2 separate regions of the Homo sapiens genome follow, and region 1 is linked to region 2. A link is an interaction called in ENCODE POLR2A ChIA-PET data of the cell type or tissue named here. Cell type or tissue: B cell. All regions are shown on one strand.

Evidence for each region. ChIA-PET counts read pairs that join two places held together with the same protein. Peaks named below come from ENCODE experiments on the same cell type or tissue, not always from the same donor. Only the 100,000 strongest peaks of a DNase experiment are listed, where the experiment ranks them.
Region 1: POLR2A ChIA-PET joins it to region 2 with 5 read pairs; 7 of 35 experiments call an interaction of 5 or more read pairs at or near these places.

The regions. Positions count from the first base shown.
Region 1 is chr20:5,536,680-5,541,679 of GRCh38, forward strand. No RefSeq gene overlaps it. Among named protein-coding and RNA genes, the nearest start is that of LINC01729, 29 kb to the left of the region's middle. RefSeq lists an enhancer at 4,416-4,685. In B cell, no CTCF peak of the experiment used is centred here; no DNase peak of the experiment used is centred here.
Region 2 is chr20:5,767,868-5,772,867 of GRCh38, forward strand. It overlaps SHLD1 (shieldin complex subunit 1), which reads left to right. Exons shown (of 3, transcript NM_152504.4): 2 at 4,995-5,000. The coding sequence starts at 4,999. Among named protein-coding and RNA genes, the nearest start is that of SHLD1, 20 kb to the left of the region's middle. In B cell, no CTCF peak of the experiment used is centred here; DNase peaks (open chromatin) are centred at 2,534 and 3,284; H3K4me3 peaks cover 1,538 bases; H3K27ac peaks cover 4,545 bases.

The DNA.
Region 1 (5,000 bases), 230 kb before region 2:
TTATTTATCTGATTATCTCAGGGTATCTTTTTACAATTGGCTTGTTTGAATCAGGATTAGAAAGGTCCGTAGGTTGCATTTGGTTATTGTATCTCTTAAGTCTCTTTTATTCCATAGCAGTCTTACATCTCTTTTTGTTTCAATGCCATTGCTTTTTTGGAGAGGATGAATCAATTACCTTCTAGAATATTCCGTGTTCTGAGTTTGGCTTTTTGCTCCCTATGGTGTCATCTGCATCCTATAGTACTCTGTCCCCTGTATTCCCTGTACATTGGAAAGTCAGATCTAAAGCCTTGTTCAGATTCAGCTTTCTAGGGAAGAAGAATTGATAAGAGATATTGTGCTTTTGCTATGGCTACCCATCTGGATGGCTCATTGCTATGTTTGGTGATGCTAGGGCCAAATGCTCAGCAGGTTCAGGTGTGGTGAGCCTGATCTCTTCATCATAAAGTTCCCTGTAAACCTTTCACATCGTGGTTCTAGCATCTCCTGATGATCATTATTTACATTCATTGTTTCATTCATGCCTGCAAGATGATTTTTTTTAAAAATTCTATCATTCCTTTTGCTTCTATTATAGAATTCTTCTATAAAGGAAAACTTTTCCTTATCACCGACTTGGTGTTTTTGAAATACAGCTGATGCGGGGCACAGTGGCTCATGCCTGTAATCCCAGTACTTTGGGAGGTCAAGGTGGGTGGATCGCTTTGAGTCCAGGAGTTCGAGATCAGCCTGGGCAATATGTCAAAACCCCATCTCTACAAAAAAATTACAAAAGGTAGCCAGGCCTGGTGGTGCATGCCTGTAATCCCAGTTAGTCAGGAGGCTGCGGTGGGAGGATCACCTGAGCCTGTGAAGTCAAGGCTGCAGTGAGCCATGATTGCACCACTGCACTCCAGGTTGGTCAACAGAATGCGTCCCTGAAGAAAGGAAAGAAAGAGAAGAAAGATGAAAGAAGGGAAGGGAAGGGGGAAGGAAGGAAGGAAAAAAGGGAAGGAAGGGAGAGAGAGGGAGGAAAGAAGCAAGGGAGCTAATATAGAAAGGTAGGATAAATGCTTGATTCTGTCCCTTTATTTCTCAATTGTCAAAGAACTGACCTATTCCCTGGAAAATTCTAGTGGTGACAAATGCGGGGGGTCTTGCTGTTGCTTCATTTTGTAATTTTGTCATTATGATATGTTTCAGTCTATTGTAAACATCTGTTTTGGTGCTAAAACTTGTCCCATCATAGGTGAGTCGGTTCTGGGTTCCTTTGACTTCATCCTATTAGTGTTTGATACCTTCCTTGCTTTCGACATGATAAGCGGTCCAGTGCTCACCTCATTCATGCCCTGCCCTAGACCTGTGAAAATCTATTTTCCTGCTGGTCCAGAGTGACTCATGTGCCATTCCACAGCCTCCCTGTTCGTTGGACTTATTTGGGTCACCGTTGCTGGCAAAGAGCTGTGGTCATTAGAAGTTGGTTTTATTAGGCCGGGCACAGTGGCTCACACCTGTAATCCCAGCACTTTGGGAGGCTGAGGCAGGTGGATCACAAGGTCAGGAGTTCAAGATCAGCCTGGCCAACATGATGAAACCCTGTCTCTACCAAAAAATACAAAAATTAGCCGGGTGTGGTGGCATGCGTCTATGATCCCAGCTACTCGGGAGGCTGAGGCAGGAGAACTGCTTGAACCCCAGAGGTGGAGGTTGCAGTGAGCTGAGATCGCGCCATTGCACTCCAACCTGGGGAACAAGAGCAAGAGCAAGACTCCATTTGAAAAAAAAAAAAAACTTGGTTTTATTGGCCATGCATGGTGACTCACGCCTGTAATCCCAGCACTTTGGGAGGCTGAGGCAGGAGGATCGCTTGAGCCCAGGAGTTCCAGACCAGACTGGGTAATATGGCAAAACTCCATCGCTACAAAAATTTTTCTAAAATCAGCTGGGCATGGTGGCATGCACCTGCAGTTGCAGCTACTTAGGAGGCTGAGGCAGGAGGATGGCTTGAGCCCCCGGCACCAAGGCTGCAGTGAACCGTGATCATGCCACTGCAGTCCAGCCTGGGTGACTGAGTGAGATCCTGTCTGAGAGAGAGAGAGAGATTGAGAGACTGATGCTCAAACAGAGATTCACACAGGTGGAGGCAGGATTCCAATGCATTGCATGTTGCGGCTGTTGAGCTTCATGAGGGGGTAACCACGTGCTCACCACTGAGCCTCCAGTGCCTAGCCATGACTTGGTGAAATTCTGTCTAGTAGGTATCTCTGCGTTATGTAAAATCATGAGCAATTCCTGTACCCCAAATAGTGCCCCACAGGGAAACTGGGAACTAAACAATACAAGCTATAGCACTTCCCTGCCCATACTTGAGCTAGTCCAGTACAGGATTCACTGCCAGAGTCACAGCAAAGGAGTCATAGCGTCTGCATTTTTGCCATCAATAGTCATTGGCTTCCTTATTTCCTAATGTTTCCCAAACTTAAAAATGATTAGTTACAAGAGGTATAAACATTTTGGGGACTCCTCTTTGAGCCAAAGTCATCTCACTAAGACTCTACCAATGTGCTAGTGGAGTTGTTGGTCCAGACTCCACACACTTTGGTGACAACCATGAAATGCTTTCAGAGGGGAAGGTGGGTGGCACGCACCTGTAGTCCCAGCTAGGCATGGTGGCATGCGCCGTAGTCCCAGCTACTTGCGGGGCTGAGGTGGGAGGACTGTCCAACACATGGACATTGGGGAATCTTCCAAGACGCACCTACAAATTCCCAGAAGGGACCAGCTGGGAATTTATGTGCCATGTGCATCTCTGGGATATTTCCTAAAAGAAGAGAGGCTGAGGCATGGTGCACAAATTCTGTATCTCTGGCAGAGTCCTCCACATGAAACTGCCTTTGCAAAATTAGACAGAGAAATCTAACATAGCTGACTTCATCCTTCCTCTAACCTCCAAGCTGTTCTTGGTCATTTCTGGGCATAAGCCAGACTAACTTTGGGAGACATTTAGTTTATAGTTTAACCTTAGACTACCATAGCCCTTCCCAAAACTAAATCACCTTTGTAAAACTAATGAAAGGCCGCAAGGTTAGGAGAATGAGAAGGGCCCGAATTCTGCTAGGATGGAGGCGTAAAGGAAAAACAGCCATTGTTCCGGAGGTCACAAGATTTGCAACTTCCCCAATCTCTCTTGTAGATAACATCACTATTGTAGAACCTAAGATTGGTCTTTTGAGGTGTCTATTCAGACTTCTGCACTTCTGACAATTGGCTAACTCCACCCAGACTCATGACTCATGACTAAGCAGTCCTCTGGGACCCCCACTCAGAGGCAAACCATTTTCCATGCCCCTGTGATAGCATCCCCAACCAATTAGTAGCATTCCCTAGTCCCCTGCCCACCAAACTATACTTGAAAACCGCTAAACTCAAAGCCTTCACAGGGATCAGTTTGAGTAATAACTCCATCTCCTGTGTGGTGGTGGGTCTTGCATCAATTAAACTCTTCACTGTAATGCCATGGTCTCAGTGAATTGATTTTGTCTGTGCAATGGGGAGGACAAGCCCATCAGGCAATTACAGAAACATGCTGGGAGCCTAGGCACCTCTGCGTCTGCTATCCACATGGCCACTTCCTTCTAACACCAAGCCTGGGATATCTTCATCACACTCATTCCCCAAACCTTGGCCCTTTTCTCATGGAACAACCTTGCTGAAAGTCAGTGGAGACAGACTCTCACTACTATCTCAACTAGAGACACTAGTTGACACAAGAAACTGTGCTTCTAAAGATCACTTATAAAGTTGGTTTCTAGGAACTTGGAGACCATTTACCCATTGGGTATGTTTTTTTTTTTTTTTTTTTTTTTTTTCCTGAGATGGAGTCTCACTGTATTGCTCAGGCTGGAGTGCAGTGGCATGATCTTGGCTCACTACAACATCTGCCTCCCAGGTTCAAGAGGTTCTCCTGTCTCAGCTTCCCGAGTAGCTGGGATTACAGGCATGTGCCACCACGCCTGGCTAATTTTGTATTTTAGTAGAGATGTTGACCAGACTGGTCTCAAACTCCTGACCTCAAGTCATCCACCCACCTTGGCTTCCCAAAGTGCTGAGATTACGGGTGTGAGCCACCAGGCCTGGCCTTCATCATGACTTTAATTTGCATTTCCTTAATGGCTAATGATGTTAAATGTCTTATCATGTGTTTGATATTCTTATATCATCTTTAATATGACATATCCTCATATCTTTTGCTCATTTTTAAACTGAATTTTCATTTTTTTTTCTTGGTTGTTGTTTTATGACAAGGTCTTGCTCTGTCACCCAGGCTGAAGTGCAGTGGCACAATCACAGCTCACTACAGCCTTGAACTCCTGGGCTCAAGTGATCCTCCCACTCAGCAGTAGTTGGAACTACAGGCATCACTGCACCTGGCTATTAACGTTGAATTTTCAGAGTTCGTTGTCAGAGATTTGTTTTGCAAATTTATCTCTCACTTTGTAAACTTGTCTTTTTATTCTTTTTTTTTTGAGACGGTGTTGCTCTGTTGCCCAGACTGGAGTGCATGGGCACAATCTCGGCTCATTGTAGCCTCAACCTTCAGGGCTGAAGTGATCCTCCCACCTCAGCCTCCTGAGTAGATGGGACTACAGGCATGTGCCATCACACCTAGCTAATTTTTGTATTTTTTGTAGAGATGAGGTTTCACCCTGTTGTGCAGGCTGGTCTTGAACTCCTGGACTCAAGCAATCTGCCCACCTCAGCCTCCCAAAGTGCTGGGATTACAGGCGTGAGCTACTATGCCTGGCCCTTTTTGTCCTTTTAATGGGTCTTTCATGGAGCAACAGTTTTACATTTTTACAAAGTCCAGTTTATTGATTTTTAAATTTTATGAATGGTACTTTTGGTGTCATGTCTGAGAGTTCTTTACCAAGCCCTAGGTCCTGAAGATTTTCTCCTACATTATCTTTTTTTTTTGGAGACAGGGTCTTGCTCTGTTACCCAGGCTGGAATGCAGTGGC
Region 2 (5,000 bases):
GCAGCCAGGCCTTCCCAGAGCTGGCTACAGGAGGAGAAGGGCTCTGTAGCCATCCAGCTGAGACCACAGAGTTTGTCCTTTCCCGTTTACTCACTGAGTGACGAATTCTTTTTTTTTTTTTTTTTGAGACAGAGTCTTGCTTTTTCACCCAGGCTGGAGTGCAGTGGTGTGATCTCGGCTCACTGCGACCTCTGCCTCCCGGGTTCAAGCAATTCTTGGGCCTCAACCTCCCAAGTAGCTGGGATTACAGGTGTGTGCCACCATGCCCAGCTAATTTTATAGTTTTAGTAGAGAAGAGGTTTCACCATGTTGGCCAGACTGGTCTGAAACTGCTGACCTCAGGTGATCCACCCGCCTTGGCCTCCCAAAGTGCTGGGATTACAGCACTTGAGCCACAACGCCCAGCCAATTCTTGACACTCACTTTAAACCCCTGATACGCTGTGGCACTGTGCTTGTCCGAGCTGGTTCTTCCTGAGTGCACACTTTCCCCTAGCCATGGCTGGCCTGCCCCACGCTTGGGGAGAACCTCTTCCAGAAAGCCTCCTGCCCCTTCTGGGCTCTTCTGTCTTGACTCACTGTGTTAACAAGGTATGTGTCTGTGTTTGGGTCACTCCAAACTAGGAGGGAAGGGTCTGTGACATTCACCTTTGTGTTCCCAGTGCCTGGCACCAGGCCTGTCACATTAAATAATTGACTGACTGCATGTTTGGTCCGTAGAGGAAAATGCAAATCACCTGTAATCATATTACCCAGATAACTAGTGAAATTAATTCACTGGATATACCCTTCTAGACATTTTTCCTCCTAGCTTTATCTATCTATATTTCTTACACATACATCTTACACATGGCATTTTATTTTATATAATCTGGATCAAACCCTACTTAATGTTTTAGAACCTTTTTACATTGAATATATCATGTGTGTGTATGCACGTGGGCACATTGGCTGGGAATCAAGCCCAGGTCAACTGCTTGGAAGGCGGCTATGCTCACCACATTTAACGTATCATGGACAGTTCTTCTCATGTAATTGTTTTTTTTTTTTTTTTTGGTAAGACACAGGTCTCACTCTCGTTTGGGCTGGAGTGCATTGGCACAATCACAGCTCACTGCAGCCTTGACCTCCCAGGCTCAAGTGATCCTCCCAACTCTGCCTCCTGAGTAGCTGGGACTATAGGCACATGCCACCATACTTGGCTAATTTTTAAAATTTTTTGTAAAAATTGGGTCTTGCTATGTTGCCCAGGCTGGTCTTCAACTCCTGGGCTCAAGAGATGCTTCTGCCTCGGCCCCGCAAAGTGCTGGAATTACAGGCGTGAGCCACTGCACCCAGCCTTATCAAATATTCTTGTAGGCCTTGAGTTATGGTGCTGTGTGGTATTTCATTGAGAGAGTGCTCTCTGATTGAACCATTCCCTTTTCTGACATGCAGTTTATTTTCCAGCTGAAATTATTAATGTTTCTTCTCTGCTGAGAGCAATTCTTTCTCATGATGAAGAAAACAGGGTAAACAAATACTGAGTTAAAGACCATCAATAGCAGGGGAAAGTACAGCAGTCCTGCCTTACCCTTGAGGTGGACTACGGACCCCCCAGGGGATACCCGAAATGGCAGATGGTACTGAACCCAATATGTACTACGTTTTTTCCTATGCATATATACATACCTATGATAAAGGTTAATTTATAAATTAGGCACAGTAGGAGATGAACAACAAAACTAATAATAGAACAGTTATTAAAATATACTGTAATATAAGTTATGTGAATGTGGTCTCTCTCTCAAAATATCTTATTGTACTATAGTCACCCTTCTTTTTGTGGTGATGTGAGATGATGAAATGCCTACGTGGCTGAGCACTGTGGCTCACACCTGTAATCCCAGCACTTTGGGAGGCTGAGACGGGTGGATCATCTGAGGTCAGGGGTTCGAGACCAGCCTGGCCAACATGGCAAAACTCCGTCTCTACTAAAAATACAAAAATTAGCCAGGTGTGGTGGCACATGCCTGTAATCCCAGCTGCTTGGGAGGCTGAGGCAGGAGAATCGCTTGAACCCAGGAGGCGGAGGTTGCAGTGAGCCGAGATTGTGCCATTGCACTCCAGCCTGGGCAACAAGAGTGAAACTCCTTCTCAAAAAAAAAAAAAAAAAAAAAAGGAATTACCTATGTGATGAGATGAAGAGAGGTGAATGGCGCAGGCACTGTTAGTGTTCGGCTACTATTGACTTTCTGAGGTTACATCAGAAGGAGGATCCTCTGCTTCAGGCAATACTGGATCATTGAGCCATGAAGATCTCAATGCTTGGGGATCCTTGATAGTGTTTTTTGATGAAAACTTTTGGAAGAACATTCTAATCAGAGGTTGTTGCCTTTCTCTAACTCAAAAGTGTTGCTGCGAAGTTGTAGGCGATTTTAAGCTGCATTCCATCTGAGGATCATATGCCATAATTTTGTGCTTTAATGTCAGTGCAGTTTGAAACACTTCAGCAAATTTTAGTAATGTCCACATGGCTGGTTCTGGTTTAGTTTTTTCTTCATCTTCCTCTTCCTCTGTGGAGGACATGAAAGTTCTTCCAGTTCCTCATTTGCTAACACTTCTCAAAGGCCTTCAGTATGTCCTTCTATTTCATCAAGCATATCAGCAAATCCTTCTCCATCAACTTGTCTTGTTGCATGGATGATTTTCCTAATTCATCTATCAATTTCAGGCAAGCCTTTAAAATCATTCACAACTTCCACTCCATCAGTCCTTCCAGCAGGCATTTGGTTTGTGGTTTAATTCATCCATTGCAACTTGATGAGTGCTATTGCATCAGCAATAGTGAATGATTTCCAGCACTACATTATTTCCAGTTTAGGGTCTGCATCCATTGCTGTTGAATGTGATCAAATACCAGGCAGATGTATGTGGCCTTGAGAAAATGAATGATGTCCTAGTCAAGCGGCTGAAGCAAAAGGTTGTATTTGCAGGTAAAAATACAACCTCAGCATTTTCATTTTCATGGCAAACAGATTCAGGATGGTTAGGTACATTATCTATTATTAATAGGTCCTTAAATTCCAGCCCTTCCTCTTTCAAATATTTTTTCACTTCTGGGAACCATTGATACATTGGTGGAACCACTCTATAAACAAGACAGCTGTCACCCATACTTTCTGATTATATGGCTAGAACACAAGCATAAATAATTTTTGGTTTTGCTTTTGAGAGCACATGGGTTCTTTGCTCTGTACACTATGCTTAGCTTTATCATATGCCCTGCAGCGTTGCCACAGAGTACCAGAGTTAATCTGGTACTTTCCAGTCTTTTCATGCTTTATGCCCTGGTGCTTCCTTTGCACTTTTATGAATGTAGGTTCTATTGGTCATCTTCTTCCAGAAGAGGCCAGTTTTATTGCAATTGAAGACTTGCTGTGTATGGTATCTTTTCTCCTTAATCTACTTCTTCAAGTCTGCTAAAAATGTTGCAGCAGCTTCTTCACTGGCAAATGCAACCTTTTTAGTAATTTTTATGCTTTTCAGCCCAAACCTATTCTTGAATCTGTGTAACTGTCCCTTACTTGCAGTAAATGGCTTGGTGTCACTTGTTTCAGGGGATCCTTGCTGATGTCTTTGTGTAGGTTCTGTGCTTTCTGGTACAACACACTGCTATCAGAACACCTTTCTGTTCATATCTTCCACGCACAAATGTAAGGCCTTTTTCATCTTAACTAAGCACTTATGTACTGTGGCCATAACTCCATAACTTTTTTTTTTTTTTGAGACAGAGTCTTGCTCTGTAGCCCAGGCTGGAGTGCAGTGGTGCAATCTCGGCTCACTACAACCTCCGTGTGGCTATAACTTTTGCAGTTTGAGGTGTGTCAGCAAGACTAACATGAATTTCTTTTTCCTTCTTCACAATTTCACGGATAGAAGATTCATTGTTACAGTAGATCTTAGTAGCCTAGGCATATGATTTTTTTCTTTGCTTATTGAGTTGAGAACTTTTACCTTTTTTTTTTTTTTTTTTTTTTTTTTTTGAGATGGAGGTTTGCTCTTGTTGCCCAGGCTGGAGTGCAATAGCACGGTCTCCGCTCACTGCAACCTCCGCTTCGCAAGTTCAAGGGATTCTCTTGCCTCTGACTCCCAAGTAGCTGGGATTACAGGCACCCACCACCAAGCCTGGCTAAATTTTTGTATTTGTAGTAGAGACAGGGTTTCACCATGTTGGCCAGGCTGGTCTTGAACTCCTGACCTCAGGTGATCCACCCACCTCAGCCTCCCAAAGTGCTGGGATTACAGGTATGAGCCAGTGTGCCTGGCCAACTTTTACCTTTTTGCCTAAAGAAAGTATTTTGTGGCCTATCTTTGGCATATCTGACTTGCTGGCATCACTACTCTTGTGTTTTGGGGCCATTAATAAGTAAAATAAGGGTTACTTGAACACAAGCACTGTGATACCACAACAGTCCATCTGGTAACTGAAAAGGCTACTGAATGACTAAGGGGCAGGTAGCATGTACAGTTCAGATACGCTGGACAGGGGTAATTAATGTCCCAGGTGGGATGGAGTGGGACAGCATGAGATTTCATTACAATACTCAGAATGGTGCACAATTTGAAATTTATGAATTGTTTATTTCTGGAGTTTTCCATGTAATATTTTTGAACCACAGTTGGGTGAGATCAACTGAAACTGCAGAGAGCAAAATCGCACATAAGGGGGGACTACTGTAAATCATTCTGATTTCACTGTTGTTTGACCTTTAAAATTTTTTGGGTGGGTATGGTGGCTCACACCTATAATCCCATCACTTTGGGAGGCTGAGGTGGGAGGATTGCTTGAGCCCAGGAGTTCAAGACCAGCCTGGGCAACTTAGTGAGACCTGATCTCTACAAAAATAAAAATAAAAATAAAAAACAAATAAAATTCTTCAAGCTCTGTCTCCAATGAAGGATCCTGCTATGTGGTGCCTTTTGTACTGAATTGTTTTCTTTTTTCCATGGCAGGACTAT